Regions from separate parts of the Homo sapiens genome. Here region 1 is linked to region 2. A link is an interaction called in ENCODE POLR2A ChIA-PET data of the cell type or tissue named here. Cell type or tissue: GM12878. All regions are shown on one strand. Each heading gives the region's core, and the rest is flanking DNA. Links, peaks and the distances in the headings are about the cores only. Region 1 overlaps SHROOM3 (shroom family member 3). Region 2 overlaps ART3 (ADP-ribosyltransferase 3 (inactive)).

The links. Peaks named below come from ENCODE experiments on the same cell type or tissue, not always from the same donor. Only the 100,000 strongest peaks of a DNase experiment are listed, where the experiment ranks them.
Region 1: POLR2A ChIA-PET joins it to region 2 with 6 read pairs; 3 of 35 experiments call an interaction of 5 or more read pairs at or near these places.

The regions. Positions count from the first base shown.
Region 1 is chr4:76,446,596-76,451,983 of GRCh38, forward strand. The region is part of intron 1 of SHROOM3 (shroom family member 3); the gene reads left to right. Among named protein-coding and RNA genes, the nearest start is that of SHROOM3, 14 kb to the left of the region's middle. In GM12878, for the core only: no CTCF peak of the experiment used is centred there; no DNase peak of the experiment used is centred there.
Region 2 is chr4:76,087,174-76,092,561 of GRCh38, forward strand. All of the region lies in intron 3 of ART3 (ADP-ribosyltransferase 3 (inactive)), which reads left to right. Among named protein-coding and RNA genes, the nearest start is that of ART3, 15 kb to the left of the region's middle. In GM12878, for the core only: a CTCF peak has its summit at 200 (motif pointing left); a DNase peak (open chromatin) is centred at 3,253.

The sequences.
Region 1 (5,388 bases), core at 264-5,263, 360 kb after region 2:
GGCCTGGTACTCAAGGAGAAATACTAGACGAACATTAGATGGTTTAAAGCTAACAGGGACTGAAACCAGTTAAAAGAGGGAATCAGACATAAGTTGCAAACTGATAGAACAATGATCTGCTGGGGCACATGAGGTTCATGCCTCCCGACATGCTGATGAGCCCCGGTTATGAGCTGGGCACCACAACTGATGGTCTTTTATGAAGGAGTGCTCTTTACACCAAACTTTATCTCATTTTGGTTGTCCCTTTCTAGCCCTTGCTTAGTTCAAAATGTAGTACATCTGCTGTGCTCATCCAGCTTCATCTACTGCTGAGTTGGCTGTGTCCACGCTCAATCTGTCTGCTCTGGTTTCATGATGGTCACTAGCATTCACTTTCCCTGCAAGGCCTACTCGCCGGCTTTCCTAATAGTACACTCTCTTGGCACGATCCTGGGAACTTCACGTACAGTTGTTACCCTCAAAGCCATTGCTACCTGCTAGGGTCTTGGTTCAATTGGCCTCATCTCTCACTCATTCTTGGTTCCTGGAAACCTGGTACAGACAGATCCTAGTATTCTAAAGATCTCAAAATTTAAAAATCATTGTGACATGAATTTGAAGTCAAAACCCAGGCAATTTAAGTGGAAATAAGCATTCTTCAGGTTAGTCAAAGTGCTTAGCACTTTGTATATTAAAGTGTATCCTGAGCCACACATTTGCTAGAAGGTAAGAAGAAAAATTGGACTCTAGAATCAATTGCCTTTCTCTTTTCCTTTGAAAAGTTAAAATTTTTAATGAAAGAAGTTGTGTGGGTACAATGTAAGCTTTTATCATCTTGCATGTGTCCTCTGAGAGGTTCACATTTTTGAGGCCTTGTCTCATGGAAACTGGGAAATGAGCTTCTGGAATTCAGACCCAGGATCTGGCTGCATTCCAGAAATAAATATACATGTTGGGCGTTGAGATAGACAATTAAAAGAATAGGAGAGTGTGCAAACTTTTGAGAATGAGAAGGCAGAAAATAGACTCTTTTCTCTCATGCTTTGCTTTTGCTTTTGTTTATTTTTTATATTTTTACTTTTGAGTATCAGCTAGTGAGTAGCAGGGCAAAAACAAGGCAGCCATTGATCTAAGTGTAAGGCAGCAGGAGGAAGGTTAAGAGAATGAGTGTTATTCTTTAGGACTACATTCATAGTTGCATGGTGTTGCTCTTGGCTCAAAGTCTACAATTAAATCAGTTGTTGGCACTCCCTTGAAAGCATTACTATCACAGTTTCCCCTACATATGTAAGTCAATAAATTTGACCTTTAAGAAGGACAGTTGGTGTAGACCCCCTCCACTGGGCCAACACATATTGCAAATTTCTGAACTCAGGCCCTGCAAAGTACTACTGCCACCTTGCTTCTTTAACAGAGAAGGCAAAATAAACAGAGGAGGATTCCATGGTATAAAAAAGAAAAAAATACATTATTTATATTTAAATAAATAAAATTATTTATAGAGCATTATTTATATGTGTCAGTCTGCTGTGGGTCAGGTACTATGTTAGATTCTTTTATTTATTATTTTGTGGAATGAGATTTGTTTTTATATATGAGGAAAGAGGTTTTTCATAAAAGATGGAGCCAAGATTTAAAGCTAACTCATTTCATTCATTAGTTATCATATTTAGTCAACACATCATTTATTGAGTGCCTAAAATCTGACAGCACTGGGAAACAACAGAAGATGAGGTCACTGCACCCTAAAGGAGCATGTTCTCGTTTTTTCTTCTTATACCACTGCAACTGACCCGTCCACATTTCCTCACCTTCATTTCTGTGTGCATTGGCTGGACTTCCAGCTGTCAGCATCTGCAATTCTTTGCTTGGAAGCCCTTTGCCACAGTAATGACACCAAGAGCAACCCTCCATGACCAACTGGAGTTGGTACGTAAGCAGCTTAGTTCTTTCATCTCTCAGATGGGATGACTCTAAGGTGTATGTTTTCCACTAGCACCTAGAATTTCTTCAGAATCCAACTCCAGTTGCCCACAGTTGTAGCTGGCTTGATCAAACATCTATGTCAGCTGCCTTCCCTTTTCTACCTCATGTTCCCACTTCCTTGTCAGCTTTCTTTACCCCCAGGTAAACTACTTGCATTTGAAGTCTTGTCTCAGGGTCTGTTTCTGAGGAAATCCAAACTAAGATGACCACCATTTAGAGAATGCTTACTAAGGGATAGCCAGACCCTAAAGACTAATGTAGATCTATCTGTTTCCAAAATCTGTGATCTTTGGAGCATTGCACTGTACTATGGAATTCAAGCGGAAGGAATCCCATAGAATCTTACACTTAATCTTTTCTTGGGTACTAAGGAAAGTGGAAATCCATCCCTAGACAGGATATTTTGTAGTTCTCTCTTTCGGTCTTCACCCTCTCATGGGATGGGTGTGTTTTCTCTTTTCTCCACAGAATTGACTGAAAAGTCTCATTCTGCTTTTATCATCACTTCATTTCTCTGAATGAATCAAGCATCTCTGAATGAAATCAAGATTTTCTCCCTCCCGTCTGAGAGTAGGATCCACTCTCTTGTTCTATAGGTTCTCTTTTGTTCTATAGGTTAAGGGTTAAGGAAAATGTGACCCCCTTGAACAGAATAGATAGAGAAAATTATTCATTTGGGGATCTCTGAGGAGAGAAATTCTTTTCTAGAATTTTATTTATATTGCTTCTTTTCTTACTCAACTTATACTACAACATAGACTAAAAAGAAAAGTGGATACATAACTGTTTTTTTAAGTCCAGAATATTTGACAATATAATGTGGTAATGGTGTGAAGTTTTACACCTAAGCAGGCAATAGAATATGACACAGTTTCCGACCTACCCTGCCCTTGAAATAACAGAATAACTTTTTAACACTAACATGCGTTTCCTTGAATAACTTGTACCTCTGCCAAATTCCACACAAGAAGCTTCTTTTCTTCAGGGGCTGCTTCCCCACAATGTGAATATTCTTTGACTCACTATGTTGTCCATTTCCAATTTCCTTGTTTTTTGCTTGAGTTCACTGAAGACTGACAAACAGTAGCTTCACGTGACAGCCATTAGTCTGCTTTAAACCTCAGCTTGATCTTGAATGGATAGAATAATGAATAGATTTTGTGTCATATAATTCATGTTGTCAGTTATATGAAATTGGCAGTTAAAGAGAAACTAAATATGCTTCCAGTCCTCTCTTTTCTAAATTCATATTTGAATATAATAATGTGAAAGGCATTGTTCCTTCTTTTAGTTAAAGCATTTTTGTAGCAGTCTGAACTGTGAATAATAGAGAAACATATGCTCTATTAAAAAATAGAAGGTGAGGAAGATAAGTGTTTTACTCTTTGTATTAAGAATTAACAAGTGGTTTTAAAAATTGAGCTTGTATGTGTGTGTGAGCACAGGGAGGGGTATTTCATCATAATGAGGGAGGCCTTGGCAACTTAGTGTTCGTTTTAACTCCATTGATTGCCGAACACATTCATGCCTGCTCTAGCTCCAGGGAGGCTGTGGAACAGGAAATAAGAGATTCAAAAAGCAGCACAGAAGAAAATCATCTCCTCTCCTTCCATCTCCCAAGCAGAGAAAAATATGCTTTCTTTTTTGTCAAAATTGCTTGGTTTGTCCTATTATGCTGTCATTTCAGAGAGATTAAAAGTATACTTTTTCATACATTGCAAGTGGGAATGTAAAATGGTGCAGCCACTTTGGAGAAACAGATGGCCATTTCTTAAAATATTAAACATAGAGTTACCATATCACCCAACAGTTCTACTCTGAAGTATATACCCAGCAGAAATAAAAACATATATCTGTACAGAGACTCATACTCAAATGTTCATAGCCTCATTGTTCACAATTTTTCATAAATAGAAAAAATCCAAATGCCCATCAACTGAATAAACAAAATGTGGTATAGCCATATAATGGAATACTATTTGGCAATAAGAAGGAACTGAGTTACAACATGTATGAACTTTGAAAATATTATGCTCAGTGAAAGACACCAGACACAAAGGAACATATTTAACTCCACATATATGAGATACCCAGAAAAGGCAATTCTAAAGGGACAGAAAGTAGATGAAAGATTGCCTAAGGCTATGGATAGGAATAGAGAGTGACTATAAATGGGTACAAGGTTTCTTTTTGAAATAATGGAAATGTTCTGAAACTAGGTGTTCTGAAAGTAGATAGTTGCCAACTCTGTAAATATAGTAAAAATCAATGAATCATAAAGAAAAACACTACTTCTATTCTGGTAACAAAAATTAGAAGAACAAAAAAAGACAGAAATTATAGTAAACCACAAAGTAAATTATTACCCACCATGTTAACCATTTAGTATTGATTTTTTTTTTTTTGAGATGGAGTTTAGATCTTTTGCACAGGCTGGAGTGAAGTGGCACAATCTTGGCTCACAGCAACCTCTGCCCCTGGGTTCACGCCATTCTCCTGCCTCAGCCTCCTGAGTAGCTGGGATTACAGGCACCTGCCACCATGCCTGGCTAATTTTTGTATTTTTAGTAAAGATGGGGCTTCGCCATGTTGGCCAGACTGGTCTTGAACTCCTGACCTCAGATGATCCACCTGCCTCAGCCTCCCAAAGTGCTGGGATTACAGATGTGAGCCACTGCACTCAGCCAGTATTGATTTAATTAACTGAAATTTAATATAGTAGAGGAAAATAACCAAAATGAAGCTCTAAAGCATGTCACAGAGTCCTAATTATTCAAAGAATCATAAAGATGTGATTTACACCATTCAATAAACTGCAAAAAATTTGTGCAGAATCAAAGAAAGCAGGCACAACAACGTATATTCTTAATTATTTCATTTATATAAATTTTTAAAACCAGTCATTGGTGAAAGAAATCAGACCAATCATTGCCTCTGTGGTTGGAGACTGACTAGGGCACAAGGGATGATGTGCGCTAGTGCCCTTTTGATGCATGAAAGTTGTAAATTTCTGGGATGATGGAAATGTTCTATATCTTAATAGTGATATGTGCTATGTGGATATATGCATTTGTCAAAAACTCATTGAACTGTTTCCTTAAGATCTGCACATTTTACTGCACGTAAGTCATGCCTTAAATAAAATCTGATACCTTAAATAAAGTGAGAGACAGGAAGAAATTGGCTATTGGAAGCACAAAACAAAATTGAAAGTTTAGAAATGGACCCATTAGATATATAATAATTTAGTATAGGATGAAAGAAGAATTTTTAAAGGTTTTTTTAGAAACAGAGTCTCACTATGTTGCCCAGGCTAGAGTACAGAGGTTATTCCCAGGCACAATAATGGTACACTGCAGCCTCGAACTCTTGGGCTCAAGCCATCCTCCTGCCTCAGCCTCCGAGTAGCTGGGACTATAG
Region 2 (5,388 bases), core at 165-5,164:
CATGTTTGTGAGTGGGATTATGAAAGAACCAAAGAGGTTCTATTGGATTGATTCTGAAAATGCCAGAGTTCAGACCCGCGTGGAGAAGTGCGGGTCATTGTGGAGGCGCACGTGTACCATGTGTTTAGGGAGCTATGACAGTCAGCCATTGTACTCGAGTGTGTTGATTTAACCCTGGGCTGGAGTCCTCTGCCGCCATCTAGAGATGGAAAGTCAGGATCAAAAACTCCCTGGAGTAACCTTTAAAGACAGGCAGTTTGAAACAGTGTGAAGAACAATGGCCAAGTGTTTTAAGAGCCCTAGCTAAGGAGAATGTAGTGAGAATCTTGTTCCATTGTGACTGGATATAACTGAGCCTTTGGATTAAAAAAAGACAATGTTTCTAAAAGGGGTAAAAAAAATTTTTACTGCGTTACGTTTAGTGTGCTAAACATAGTCCCACAATGTTTTAAACTTGCCTGTGATTTCCAAGATAAATATATATTGTGAGTTTTTCAAAAACTAGTTAGCTGAAAACTTTGTTCGTTAGGAAGCAGAGAGAATATCAACATCTCTTTAGATAATATAGTTCCTGGTGGTCATAGACATTAATCTTGGTATTAATCCAAGCTGATGTGAGTGAAAAGGAGTAACAGAAACCTTTCTCCTTCCTCAATAGAAAATTAGCCCAGGTTAACTAACTTTTATGCTATTTTTCTAGAAAATGCGATAAAGTTGAAATGTTAGCTGTATAATCAAGCTACATCCATTATCATTAAAAATTACTCCATTGGGGCTGGGTGCAGTGGTGTGTGCCTGTAGACCCAACTACTGGGGAGGCTGAGGCAAGAGGATCCCTTGACCCGAGGGATTCAGGTGCAGCCTGGGCAACATAATGAGACACCCATCTCTTAAAAAAATTACTCCATTGGAAAATTATACCTCAATTGGGAGGACGGTGAATGAATTATAAATACCTGGTGGGAAGCCATGGCTTTGGGGCTCCCTGCACCCTACAGGGCAAATATACTAGGTTTATAGGAAGAAAATTTATATGCAGAGAAATAGTAGAGCACATATCATCCCCTGAACTCTCTTTTTTTTTTTTTACTGAACAGAGTAGGCAGAGATTATCTGGCATTTTGGTCAATGTTTCCATAGAGAGAGGCGTGCCTGTATAATGCTCTACATAATTTATAGAGTAAGAGGGCCAGGGAATATTGTTCCCTGGCTGGAAAGTAGCCTTGATAGAAAGGAGGAGCCTGTAGACTCCAGTGGCTAGTAGTATTATTTTGTAGAGTTTACTGAGACCTGTTGAGCCAGCTCTCTGCTAAGCCATCAAAAGGGGGAAAGAAGGTGAGCCTACAGGACTATCCAGATTTATTTGTTATAAATCTACCCCAGCCCTTGTGTGCTTATTAAATGTTAAGTATCTCCATTGGTTCTGATTGGCACCTTTCTTTAGCATTTCCTGGGAGTAGCAAAGTTTCTGTACTGTTGTCTGGGATTGTCTAAGATTGAGACATCAATAAGATCCATGTCTCTAGGCCTAATAGGAAGTGACATATCCAACACCATAAGAAATTCGTACTTCTAAACAGTGGCTGAAATGTCCCTGAATGCTATAGCAAATTCACCAGGCTGCCAAGGAATATTTTTAAATTTCAAAACAGACACCGCCATACTTGATATTTGTCAGACACTGGGTGAACTACTAGCTTGAGGTGGAACTCAGTTTCAAAGTTACATGTTATATCATAGTACATTCTGTTTGATGACATCATAAATTTGCAAAGCTGGATCTTTTTAGCAATTGTTGTAATGAAACCAAGTATATGTGAAAATCAATGTGGCATTTATCAATACCCCAAATTAATAAATATTTATATCTTAACACCTTAGTAAACATTTGAAAAAATAGCACATACTTTTTAAAAGTACTATTATTTTATTCTTAACAATAATTACTTGCTAATGGGATGTGTTTGCTTTTTGGACATTCACAGCTTCTCAGACCCTGGAATCAGATTGTGTACTATCTCATTTCCTGTTCCACACTGATTTTCACATATACTTGCTTTTTGCGACAACAATTGCTAAAAAGACCTACCTTGCAAATGATATGGTTTGGATCTGTGTTCCTACTCAAATCTCATGTTCAGTTGTAATCTCCAATGTTGGAGATGGGGCCTGGAAGGAGGTGATTGGATCATGGGGGCTGTTTCTAATTATTTAGCACCGTCCCCTTTGTGCTGTTATCATGATAGAGTTCTCACAACATCTGGTTGTTTAAAAATGTGTAGCATCTTCCCCCTCTCCCTCTTCCTCTTGCTCTGGCCATGTAAGACGAGCCTGCTTCCCCTTCACCTTATGCCATGAGTGTAAGTTTCCTGAGGCCTCCCCTGCCACGCTTCCTGTACAGCCTGCCGAATCATGAGCCAATCAAAACTCCTTTCTTTATAAATTACCCAGTCTCAGATATTTCTTTATAGCAGTGGGAGAACAGATATATGTCATCAAACAGTTTGTAACATGATATAACCTGTAGCTTTAAAACTGAGTTCTACCTCAAGCTAGTAGTTCACACGGTGTCTGACAGATATCAAGCCTGGCTGTGTTTTTCTTGAAATTTAAAATATTCTTTGGAGGCTGGGCGCGGTGGCTCACGTCTGTAATCCCAGCACTTTGGGAGGCCGAGGCGGGCAGATCACGGGGTCAGGTGTTCGAGACCAGCCTGGCCAACATGGTGAAACCCCGTCTCTACTAAAAATACAAAAATTAGCCAGGCATGGTGGTGGGTACCTGTAGTCCCAGCTACTCGGGAGGCTGAGGCAGGAGAATCACTTGAACCTGGGAGGCAGAGGTTGCAGTGAGCTGAGATTGCGCCATTGCACTCCAGCCTGGGTGACAAGAGTGAAACTCCATCTTAAAATAAATAAATAAATAAAAATATTCTTTGGTAGCCCTGTGAACACCTCAGCCACTGTTTAGAAAAACCACAGATCTAATGGCAGGTCAGCCACATGTTTGTGAAAGTGGATTAGGTTTTAGTAGCCAGGTTTGGCCCTTTATTGGAGGTAAGATTTCCATATGACAGTGGAGCTTTCGAGAGTTCGTCCAGCCTTATGGGAATTTAGTTCAGAGAGAACGTATTGCATAATAAGATACTGGTTTAGTGAATCATGACTTTTCTTTCGATAAGACAGTCTGTCTCAATTAGGCCCAGTTAACAGGCTAGCAGTAACAGCCCTGCAGAAAGAGGAAGTCCTCGTGACCTACAAATTCTGACGTAGCCTTGTTGCCAGAGATTCTAATCAGCTGTGAGTATAGTCATTGACATTTGTAATTTCTTTGGATCTGAAAGAGATAGGGAACTTGTGGGAGGGCTTTATTTACTCTTGTCCAGACTGCGTCTAATGTTTCTAACTGTAGACTTCTCTGCTAACATGACAGCCATGTAATCTCCAGTATTTAACAAGTCAGGGATGTGGAGGGCTTCTTTTGGTAGGGAACTAGAGACCAGATCCAAAACCTAGTCCTGTCCTGTTCATCCCATCCTCATAATTAAGAAAAAAAAATTTAATAGCTTTACTGAGTTATAATTGATATGCAATAAACTGCACATAAAGTAAAATTTAGTAAGTTTTGATATATGTATATGCCAATGAAATCATCACTACAATCAAGACAATGAGCATTTTACATTTGTTGCTTACAAAAGTTTCATTCCTCTTTGCAATTCCTTTCTCCTCCCTTTCCCTGTTTCCCAGTCCCCCCAGGCATCTACTAATGTACTTGCTGTCACTACAGATTAGTTGGCACTGTCTAGAGTTTCATTCAAATCTTATCATACAGTATATTCTCTTTTTTGCCTGGCTTCTTTCACTCGGCATAATTGTTTTGAGATTCATCTGTGTTGTTGCATGTATCAATAGTTTATTTATGCTGTTGTAGAATAGTGGATATAACACAGTTTACTTGTCTATTCACCTGTTGATGAGTACGTGGGTTGTTTCCAGTCCTTGGCTATTACAAATAAAACTTCTGTGAACATGTATATACAAGTCTTTGTATGGACATATGCTTTCATTACACTTGAGTAAATGCCTAGGAATGCATTGGCTGGATTATATGATAGGTATATGTGTAACTTTGGAAGAAGCTGCCAAATGGTTTTCCAGAGTACCTGTACCATTTTACATTCTCACCAGGAGTGTATAAGAGTTCTAGCTATACCACATTCTTGCCGACACTTGATAGATGTCTTTTTAACAGTTCTAAATAGATATGTGGTGGTATTTTATTGTAGTTTTAATTTGCATGTTCCTAATGAGTAATAATGTTGAGCATCTTTTCACATACTTATTTGCCATTTGTATATATTTACTGAAACACCTGCTCAAAGATTTTTGTCCACTTTTAATGAGGTTGTTTTCTTATCTTTTGAGAATTATTTATGTATTGTAGGTACGAGGTTTTTGTCTGATATGTGATTTGCAAATATTTTCTCTGAATTTGTAGCTTATCTTTTTTTTTTTTTTTTTTTTGAGACAGAGTCTCGCTCTGTCACCCAGGCTGGAGTACAGTGGCACAATTTTGGCTCACTGCAACCTCTGCTTCCTGGGTTCAAGCAATTCTCCTGCCTCAGTCTCCCAAGTAGCTGGGACTACAGGCATGTGCCATCACGCCTGGCTAATTTTTTGTATTTTTAGTAGAGACAGGGTTTCACCATGTTGGCCAGGCTGGCCTTGAACTCCTGACCTGAAGTGATCCACCTGCCTCAGCCTCCCAAAGTGCTGGGATTATAGGTGTGAGCCACTGTGCCTGGTGATTTATCTTTATTCCAGTATCATATATTGATCACTATAGCTATATAATAAACCTCAAAACCAGGTAGTGTTCATTGTATTCTTTTCTTGCAAAGTTGTTTTGGTGATTATATGTTCTTTATGCTTCCATATGAATTTTAGAATCACCTTGTCAATTTCTACAATTTCTGCTTGGATTTTGATTAAGCTTGCCTTGCATTTATAGATCAATATGAGAAGAGTTTTAAAAAATATACTTTTCCAACTCATGAACACAGCATAACATCTCCATTTATTTAGGTCTTAATTTCTGTCAGCTGTATCCAAATAGTGTTCAGTGTGTAAGGCTTTTCCATCTTTCGTCAGATTTACCTTTAAGTGTTGTATGTATGAAAAGTTTATTTCACCTTCAGTTTTGAAAGCTGTTTTCACTGGGTATAGAATTCTAGATTGATCTTTTTTTTGTCTTTTAGTAGTTTACAAATTTACTGTTCCTCTGTTGTTTTACTTAAATTGCTTCTGACAAAAAAATCTGCTGTGCTCCTCATTTCTGCTCCTCTTTATTTAGCTCCCCTGCTCCCCACTGGCTGCTTTTAAGACT